Regions from separate parts of the Homo sapiens genome. Here region 2 is linked to region 1. A link is an interaction called in ENCODE POLR2A ChIA-PET data of the cell type or tissue named here. Cell type or tissue: GM12878. All regions are shown on one strand. Each heading gives the region's core, and the rest is flanking DNA. Links, peaks and the distances in the headings are about the cores only.

The links. Peaks named below come from ENCODE experiments on the same cell type or tissue, not always from the same donor. Only the 100,000 strongest peaks of a DNase experiment are listed, where the experiment ranks them.
Region 2: POLR2A ChIA-PET joins it to region 1 with 6 read pairs; 2 of 35 experiments call an interaction of 5 or more read pairs at or near these places.

The regions. Positions count from the first base shown.
Region 1 is chr9:76,736,742-76,742,131 of GRCh38, reverse strand. The region is part of intron 6 of PRUNE2 (prune homolog 2 with BCH domain); the gene reads left to right. Among named protein-coding and RNA genes, the nearest start is that of PCA3, 25 kb to the left of the region's middle. In GM12878, for the core only: no CTCF peak of the experiment used is centred there; no DNase peak of the experiment used is centred there.
Region 2 is chr9:76,622,086-76,627,475 of GRCh38, reverse strand. It overlaps PRUNE2 (prune homolog 2 with BCH domain), which reads left to right. Exons shown (of 19, transcript NM_015225.3): 17 at 2,986-3,024. The region is part of intron 5 of LOC105376095 (a long non-coding RNA gene); the gene reads right to left. Among named protein-coding and RNA genes, the nearest start is that of PCA3, 140 kb to the left of the region's middle. In GM12878, for the core only: no CTCF peak of the experiment used is centred there; a DNase peak (open chromatin) is centred at 2,645; H3K4me3 peaks cover 426 bases; H3K27ac peaks cover 256 bases.

The sequences.
Region 1 (5,390 bases), core at 219-5,218:
TTTTTAATAAGCTCTGCCAGGTACAGGATTATGTAATCCTCCTGATTCCCTTAAAATAGTTTATTATTTAACATTTTTACGTTTAGATCTCTAATTCATCTGAAATTTAATTCTAGCATTCTTTCTTCAGATGTATACCAATTATGTTGTTAACATTTTATTAGTCAAAACAGCCAGATTGGTGAATTTGAAACACCAACCTGTCATATATGTTGTGGGTGAGCCACGACTATCTGGGCCAGTGGCATGGGAGTACAAGAATTTACCAAGACAGCTGTAGGTAGAGAAAGGCAGATTTAGTAGAGAACGTAGGAAAATGTGTTGCAAGGAGGCAACAGGCAAATAAGCTTGCGGGAAGCTGACTGCAAGGAGACAAAGGCTTGCTGGAGATTTTATAGGATTGTTCTCAGCCTGATGGATAACACCAAGGTAGGGGGAGCTAACTTGCATTCTTCTGTCAGCTGAGGTGTTTTGATAAATGGAGGCGTTTGATGGTAAGCAGGAAGTTTGTGAGGTATGTGAGTTACCTTCGCAGGAGGGCCATATGTCCTGGCCCATAAAGAAAAGCAGACCTATAGCTTTTCTGCTTCTTCTTTTTGTTTGTATGTTCTGGACCATGAAGAAAGGCTGATTCCTAGCTTATTTGCTTTATCTCTTTGCTTTCCCCTGGTCCCACCAGCCTGACTCCTTTTCCCTAATTAGGACTCCACAGTATATTAAATTCCTAGATATGCTTTCTGGGCTCTGTATTCTGTTTCATGAATCTATCAGTTGATACTGTTAGTTGCCATCTATTCCATGACACATGTCTTTGGGTTATGGCAAATATATCTTGATAACTTCAAGAGGGATGCCAACTACAATAATTTGGTTAGAGAAAAATCACATAAAGAAAAACAGTTGTCTTGAGATAGTTGAGAACTAATTCTGTCAGTGTATTTAAATTAAAAACTCAGCTGATGGGGAAATGAGTACTACTTACACCACAGTGCATTTATAGGCCATATTTGTATATGATTAGCAAATGTATTATACTTAATGGAATTTTTGGGTTCCTACACATAGATTATTTTAAAATTTTTGTGAGTGTATTCTTCACCCTTAAATCTTGACAAGAAATCAGCTTTGAAATCTTAATGTGGCCCTATCTCTAGGAAAGAGTTCATTTGATGTGGGGTTCAAGCATCACTAATTTAAATAAGTGTAGGAGAAATCAATATGTAAGAGTGTCTAGGAGAAACCATCTCAATAGTGAGATGTGAATTTGTGATTATTTAAAAAACAAAATTAGTTTTCTAACTTTTAGAAACATATAACTTCAATCAGCCAACAGATGCCTGATAACTAGAGGAATTTTGGTTATCTACCTCGATCACTAGCTAAGAGGGAATTCTAATTAAATATTAAAATTTATGTTTTAATTATAAAAATGTTTAATTAAATATAAAGGGTTCTTATTCTTAAGCAAGGAAAACATTTGTCTTGCATTATTTGAGAACCAATAGATGTTTTTTCATTGAGAAAGCAAATGCAAATTTCAAACAATCCACCATTTGTATTAATTAGTAGAGTTCATATTAATACAATTTTATTTTAATGCCTTTTGGCTCTCTTTGAATTGACTCGTGTTGGGGCTCAGCCAGATGACCCTTCAATGCCTAAATCTTTTTTTTTTTTTTTTTTGAAACGGAGTTTTGCTCTGTCACCCAGGCTGGAGTGCAGAGGCACGATCTCAGCTCACTGCAAGCTCCACCTCCCGGGTTCACGCCATTCTCCTGCCTCAGCCTCCCAAGTAGCTGGGACTACAGGCACCCACCACCATGCCTGGCCAATTTATTGTATTTTTAGTAGAGATGGGGTTTCACCATGCTATCCAGGATGGTCTCGATCTCCTGACCTCGTGATCCGCCTGCCTCGGCCTCCCAAAGTGCTGGGATTACAGGCGTGAGCCACCGTGCCCGGTCTTCAATGCCTAATTCTAAATTAACCTCCACATATAATTAGAAATGATCCCTGCTCTTTTTCACTGAGCACTGGATATTTGATAGTTAACTTTGTTTTTTTTTTTGAAACAGAGTATCATACTGTCGCCCAGGTCAGCTCGCTGCAACCTCCACCTCCCAGGTTCACCCAATTCTCCTGCCTCACCCTCCCGAGTAGCTGGGATTACAGGTGTACACCACCACATCCGGCTAATTTTTTGTATTTTTATTAGAGACGGGGTTTCACTATGTTGGCCAGACTGGTCTCAAACTCCTGACCTCGTGATCTGCCTGCCTTGGCCTCCCAAAGAGCTGGGATTACAGGCATGAGCCACCGCGCCTGGTGGATAGTTAACATTTTATTGAGAATTAATCCAGGTCTGTAGTCCCCCATCTACAATTTTGAAATCTAAAGAGTTCCGAAAACTCTAGGGCTTTTGAAACTCTGACAGCAAACTCTGATGTGATATTTATGGCCTTTATCCCTCTTTATATATTTTGATGCATATATATTTGTGTGCTTTAGGGGAGCTGCCCTAGGCTTCACTTGGGTTGATTCATAGTATACATTATAAGCACCATTTTACCTTTCTCAAATTAAAAAAAAAAAAATTCAGTAACAAACTATATCCCTGGTTCCAGGGATTTCTGGTAAGCGATTATATAGACTTATATTTGGGAAAGGCTCAGTGGTGCTTGCCAACCCCATTCTTTTTGTTATCATCATTCATGATAGCATTAAAGACTATTAATAGTGTCATTTATTGAGTACTTCCTGTGTTTATAGGCATGGCTCTAAACCGAGAGCTTGAGGCTGTCACTTTTCACATCGAGCCACATCACTACTTAATGACAGAGCTGCATGGGCTACAGCTGGTATCCAAACCAGGAATTCTACTCCTGCACTCTAGCATTTATTTTTACATCTACTATATATTTGTCCATGAGATTTTTCTCTTCCTCCTTAGTATCCTGTTTTACTTCTGCAGTTTGGTGTTCTTTGTGGAAAATGGGATAAGAATAGTGGAATATACGAGGTAATCCATGCGTAATGTAGTTTGGTTGAGGCCCTTAAGCTCTTAGCTCCCTCCCCGTGTCAGTTTTCTTATAAAATTGGATTCCAACACCAGCTCTGCCCACTTCACAGGGTGATTATGAGGCTGTGATAAGATAATAATATATTTCAAAGTCTTTCAAAGGGCTTTGAAAGGTTAATGTGCTCTATGACACATGCTACCTTTGACTTCATCCCTCTAAAAATCTTCCTAAAGCAAAGTAATTTCAATTCTAAAACATGAGAAGTATCAAATAATTCTTTTGTGCTTAATGTTCAGACTTCTAAACAGAGGTTACCTAGAGTTGGTTACTCAGAAGAAGAAGGAAGATGATGAAAGCCATGATGTCTCTGAGCATACACTGAAATGCATCCCTCAACTCTCATGACTTTTTAGGAACCCGCCATCTTCAGAGAGTGTCAGTGAGCCTGCAGACCTGCAGTGGTTAAATCAATAGTTAATGATGTTCATCATGTAATTTGAGCCTCTAGTTTGTTTATGCTAGACCAACTTTATCCATACTCCAAACAAATTATCTCTTATAATTACCAGCCCGAAGATAAATCTCTAAATGTTTTTCTGATGATAGTGCTATGGTTGGCAGGTGTTAAAAGTGCCTCCCAGGGACAAAGATTGAAGACGAGCTTGTTCCCACAAATCCTCGAGGCGAGGATGTTGAGCTTTCTATCCTGCCATGTGCAAAGGAGCCTTGTATGGTGCCCTGCTAATGAAATCTAATAGGCAAAGGTCGTACATCTTTACAAAGAAAAATGCAAAGTTGGTTGTGTGATAAATGGGCTCCATGGGGCTCAGTGGACGCGATTTAGTGAAAAAACCCGTGTTTAAACAGTCAGCTCGGTTGCTCGCTAATGTTTACGCCTTAAATATCCCCTCACAGTGATTCTCCTTACCTGGTAGAATGATTAAATACAAAAATAAGCATTTTGTATGTTTTTAGTGCTCTAAACCAAAGTGATTGGTCATCTAATGTTAATATTAACATTAACCACCAGAAAAAAAACACTTTGAAACATTTAAAACACAGCTGTAGGTATTTAAATAAGTCGTTGTTTAAAAAACTACCTAATTTAAATGTGCTATTAAAGTCTCTTAAAAGAAGAAGTCTTAGGCTCTGTATGTTTTAATCACTGCTTTCAGAATACTAAATAATGCATGCAAATATGCAAGGTTTTATCCAAAAAATTGTTCTGCTTAGAAATGCAAAAATAAGTTAAATCTGGAATTATAAAGAGTTAAATAAATCAGATATTGTTGAATTGAATCACTGCTGGTTTTAGGAGAAGTTACCAGTTCATTTGCTGTAGTTGTACTGCTGAGCCAAGAGACAGTTCAATAAATCAACTCAAGCTTGATGGATTCTTCAATTCATTGAAATGAGTGCATGGAAGAGAAAAGAAATCTCTTAGTATTCCCTCTTTGACAAAAGGGTATGCAAAGAGCCTGAATGGATGAATGGTTGATTAATTTTGCCAGAAATTTTCTTGACAGCAGGAAATATGTTTTTGCATTACTCTGTTTGCCTGGGATTTATTTGGTAGAATATGAATTCTTGCATGTAAATTTGTACCTGAGGCTATGTTGCTAAAGTAGATAGCTCCTGGTACAGTTTCTGAATACGGGACCTGTAATATTTTTGTATGGTCATGCACTCCACACCTATATGTGCTGCCCTGCAGCGGTGTCTATAAATTTCTGCTGTCACTGATGTTAGCAGAACAGTCGAGCACTGCCAGTGATTCAATATTGAGCTTGGTTTGAATGCTCATCTGTGCTTGTCTCAAGAAAGGATGGGGCTGGAGGCAAGCAACTGCCAGAGCTTCATAATTCCTTGACTCATCAACCTGGCAGCTTACTAATAAATAGACTCTAACCTGTAAATAAGGAAGAGAAGGTACAAGGTAGCCTCTTGTGCTTTCTATACAGCAAGGCTACAATTGAGCACATTTCTTAGTTTTATCTCATCAAGAAGGAATACAGCTACACACGAAAAGAACTTGGCTGCTGTTGATGACAGCAGAACTGTGTGCGAACAGAAATGGGGTAGCCTCTCCATTTACCATCTTATACTGTCCCATAAAGAAGGATGCTGCACCACATAGAGTGGCCCCACCTTTCCCGGGTCAGTGTGGAGGGTAGGAAGGCTTGTGGTTCTCAAAACCTGTATGAGGCAATAGATAATACAATAATTGCTTCCATTTAGACCTCTTCTGCTGCCATGTTCAGGTACTGGAATACTAGGAAGCCCAAGAATGAAGTCATGTACAAAGAAGTGCTTTATTTTCTCCCTACTCGCCGGTCTGAATGTTTGTGTTGCCCCAAACTTCATATGTTA
Region 2 (5,390 bases), core at 312-5,311, 110 kb after region 1:
GCCTCAAAAAGGTGTACTCCGTCTTCAAATCCCACTTCTACTCTTTAAATTTAAAAAGTATGGAGGCAGAGAGGGATGCCTCACACCTGTAATCTTAGCACTTTGGGAGTCTGAGGAGGGTGGATAGCTTGAGTCCAGGAGTTCAAGACCAGCCTGGGCAACATGGTGAGCCCCCCGCCACCCCATCTCTATGAAAAAAACACAAAAATTAGCCGGGTGTGGTAGCATGCACCTGTAGTCCTAGCTACTCAAGAGATTAAAGTGGTAGGATTGCTTGAGCCTGGGAGGCGGAAATTGCAGTGAGCCGAGATCGCACCACTGCACTCAAGCCTGGTTGACAGAGTGAGACGCTGTCTCAAAAAAGAAGAAGAAAAAAAAAAGATGAAGAAGTATGGAAACACTCACATTCTATAAGATGACAAGGACATTCTCTCTTCTAGTGGAATTGAGCATTGACCACTTTCCAAGTAAACACGGTAACACTTCCATGGTGTGACAGAGGCAATAGAATGAAAAGTGAATGGGCTTTAGAGACTTAGATTTGAACCTTCTCTCCTACCTCTCAATGTCTCTGAGACTTCAAGTCATCTATTAAAATGATTAATTAATTAAAATATTCTGAGTCTCAGCTTCAGCATCTGTAAAGTAAGGAAGTAAGTTGCACTTCCTGGAATGGTTCTGAGGGTTGAATGCAAACAGGGTACACAAAGCACTTGCAAAGCCTCCCAGCACAGAGTTCGCAATCCAGAATCTTATTTATTGTTACACCTGTTGCTTTTAGAGACTCTCCATCATATGGGAAAGTTCAAATGAGAAGTTAAGTATACCTAGGACATTTTTCATTCAACTGCACACATCAGTTTTCAAGGGCTCCATTTGGGAAAAGTTACTTCAGGAGGAAGGGTTCTAGTTGGAAAAATTTTTTTCTGGAGAAAGAAATTTACCACCATTCATGTGCTGCCCACATGTCCATGTGTTCTGTTTTCTGTAATTCATCTCCTTGGGATGTCCTTTCTGCCATTTCTGTTACTGACCTTCATCACCTCAATTTCATGTTTTGCAAATTTCAAATGGATACGAGCCATGGCTCCTTTTTATCACTGAATAACATTCAAAGGATCTAATCTCAGCCACTCCCACAACCAGTCCTCAGCTGAGATGGAGCCTGTCATCAAAGGGCTTAAATGAAAGAAAAACTTGCCCAACCTAGAACCAAATTTATAATCATTGGTTACAGTTGATTCTCATTATTTGTGGCAGTTATGTTCTATAAAGTCACTGCAAACACTTAATTAGTGAATACTGAAATAGTGTTCCAAGGGAAAATACAGGATGTTCAGTTCCTGCAAGCATCTGGTCACAATGTTTTCATCAATCAATCAATATATAACCTTTTTTTATGTGTGTTTCTGTTTAAATGAACCTTACTTAGTATACATTGTTGATTTATGAACATTGAACTCATGGCCAACAGTATTGTAACTTGTGCATAAACAAAGCTTATCTAATACACATATTTTCTTCATAAGGCACATCACAGCTTTCCTGCACTTGGGAATACTAGTATTCCCAATACAGTATTTCAGCCCTATGCTTGGAAGCCAATTTGAACAGCAAAATCACCAAGGAAAAATACAAAAATGAGCGGAAAAAAAGGCACTAAAAAGGTTGTGAAAAGGACACTTGTTTACAGTATGAAACAAGAAGACAGAGCCTCACACATTGCCAGGTGGCAACATGAATGTTGGGCAACTCAAATTTTTCTCCACTCTGCACATGTCCACAAGTGACCCAAAAAGTACTTTGTATTGATTTTGTGTTTATAAATACATGCTAGTGAAGAGGCAAATTTACAAATATAGAATCTGCAAATAATGAGGTTTGACTGCATATATTTATAAATTATAAACATTGATTGTTTTCTAATGAAAATAAGATTTCCCCCAAATGTCAATTTTATTATTACCATCATACATCACCTAATGACAGAGACATGTTCTGAGAAGTGCGTCTTTAGATGTTTTCATCATTGTGTAGACATCATAGTGAACTTATACAAACCACCCCGATGGTAGAGACCACTACACCACCTAGGCTATCTGCTATAACCTGTTGCTCCTAGGCTACACACCTGTACAGCATGTTACTGTACTGAATACTGCAGGCAGCTATAACACCATGGTAAGTATTTGTGTATGTACACGTAGAAAAGATACTGTCAAATTATGGTATTCTAATTTAGGGGACCACTACCATATATGTGGTCCATCACTGACCCAAATGATGTTACATGGTGCATGACTGTATCTGGATAGGCATTTTCTCTCATGATTTGACTGTCATTTAAATCATTTACTTGTCATTTTTCCCATCTGTTTGCTCATTTTCCTTATGGCACTCGTTTTTTATCTTGTAAGGTACGATGAAGAGAGATCTTATAAGAGAAGTGTGAGGTAAAATCTCCTGATCTCCTATTCATGCTGGACCCTGTGTGTGTACACCAGTGTTTTACTTGTGGGTGACCTCAACAAGCTACCAGAGCAAGAGGTCACTGTATCAGTCTTTTGTATGCCATTTTCAGTCTTTGTCCTGTGTGTAAAGCTGTTGAGGTCAACCTAATTTGCAACTGAAACCTACTAAACCAGATACATCCCTGACTTGGCCCAGGCTGCAAGCTAACTTGAACTGTACCCACCAGACTGACGTGGATGTTTTCAGCTTTATTCAGCCAGCATGTTTCTGATCCCTTTGCAACTTATGTCTACATTTTATGAAGGAATTTGCAAAGTAAATGTACATAAACACTGAATGGGAGGCAATGACAACATATTTAATGGAAGGAGTACGTCTCAGGGCTCCAGAAGACAGTTTCGAAAAGCACATATGCACCACTTTCATTTGGCCCTGCTTTGCTGAGTGACTGTCTCATGCTGTGCTTGCTTCTCTTTTGTTTCTTTTCCACACCAATAATTTTTGCTCCTGCAGACTGGATGAAGAACTGAGGGAAGCATCAGAGGCAGCTAAGTAAGACTTGGTTTTCGTTTAGCGGCTGGCATGATGTTGGCTTGCATTTCAGAACTGAATTGGGAAAATCTGCATGCCTGGTGTTTTATTCCTGCTTCCTGATAATAATGCACTTTAGAAATTCTCTTTCTCCTATGATAGATGTAATCTCTATTATTCTTACTACAATCTATTTTTCCCCATGATCTTGCTTATACTGAGGAATGTATTTGTCACTGTTGTTGTTGTTTTTTAATGTACACGCAATTCTAGGCACCACAACAAAAGAGCACATCACAGGCACTGCCACATATAGTGTGACATCGAGATGATCATTAGGTATTGAGGCAACAGAACCTCACTAATTCATACCAGTGGGGAGGAATAATAACACATCGAGATTTGGAAGATTTTTGTAGAATCAATTTCACGGCCTTCTATGAATTAAAACAACAACTTACTTAATGACTTTGGAAATATTGCTTAACTAACAGCCTTTGAGCTATTTTGATGAATAGAAAAACAAAAGTCATTGCCCACTATTGCTAAAGTATGAATCTCAAAAAGGCAAAATTACAACTCTCATGCAAATATAAAATGAACACATGCCAATGATTTTATTCAACTAATTATTTAATGCAGGAACCACTAAGGTGTTAAAGCCAGTTCAAAGAACATTTGAGCAGCTAGATATCTATAGGCAATTTATAGAAGAATATTTGGATAAGATTGTTGGGTTAGATACAAAACTGGTTAATAAACAACAGGGCAATAAACTGTAATATTGAGGTTGTCTTTTCCACTGGACAGAAATTATTTGCATCTCTGCTGGACAGAAACTACAAGTTAACCTCTGCCCCTATTGAGCTGTAAAATAGCCCAACCAATAGAAAGTCAGACCCCTGTAATCCCAGCACTTTGGGAGGCCGAGATGGGTGGATCACGAGGTCAGGAGATCGAGACCATCCTGGCCAACATGGTGAAACCCCGTCTCTACTAAAAATACAAAAATTAGCTGGGCATGGTGGTGCACGCCTATAGTCCGAGCTACTCGGGAGGCTGAGGAAGGAGAATCGTTTGAACCTGGGAGGCGGAGATTGCAGTGAGCCGAGATCATGCCACTGCACTCCAGCCTGGGGACAGAGCGAGACTCCATCTCAAAAAAAAAAAAAAATCCAGTCATTCTCTTTTCTCGTTTCCAAGTTACAAAGAAATTTTCTGATAATACATGTTAGATATAACCAAGTACTATTTGAAAAGTTTGCTGAATTAAGCACATTAAGTTTCTTCCCTATTTTAAATGTTGCTTATGCTGTTAATTTTTAAAACCAGCTCCCATTTTAATAGACATTGCAAAAGCAGAAGGCCTGGACAATGTCCTAACAGCTATAAATTCTGAATAAATAAAATCTAACTAATAGACATTTTCTGCATAGTTGTAAATGCCAATTCCTCATTAAAACAATCCATTTAGACATTTTTCCCCTATGGTACATTTTTATTATAATAACCTATAGGATTATTTGCTTGTAGTGTGCCAATCTTTTGTGTTAAAAATTAAAGGATAGGTTTTTGCTTTAGAAAGTTTAGCATTAGTGGAGTTTACTGTTACAATATTCCAGTCTTCTCATTTTCTTTCAAGATAACTGACACCCAATTAGATAATGAAACTCAAAACTGTGTAATTTTTTATTCTAAAAAATCTTCTTAGTCTTGATCCCAACTGTCACAAACAAGAAGTTGTGGAAGTAAGGAAAATACTAGTAATCAAGGAACTGAGTGTTGGTGTAACATCCCTTTAGCATTTACCTGCACTCAAATTGCTTTGTATCATGAGATTTCCTAGAGAGAGAGAACGCTCAGTGAGAGTTCTCTTTCAGATTTTTTCAGTTTTCTTTCAGATTTATTTTTTCAGGATGATAACATATTTATGAAATTAAAGCGCTATTTTGAAGACAAAAGATGGGGGAAAGAACATCAATAATTTTTCAGACAAACCTGTCATAAAGTCATATTGTCATGTTTCTTTCATTATTACCATGAAATCTTGCTTCTTTTAATAGATTTTTTTCCTCTATATTTATACTCTTTCTGCTTAGCTGCCACAGTAAAATGATTATTGTTTTTGGGTAGTTTTGTAGCTTTCTCTTTTTTCTCTCACATCCACTATTTTGTTCTCTTCCTTACCCCTACCTACCCTCTCCCAATGTGTCTAAATGGCTCAGAGGGTCCTGAGACATTTTGATCTCCCTCCTAAAGGAAGCACTATGCTCGTGCCTGGTACATAGTAGATGCTCAGTAAATTTATGCTGCATAAATTAATGAATTTGCATAACATTCAGTTCATTGCTGTTGAGCAGTGGGTTCTCAAACTTTATTGTGCATTG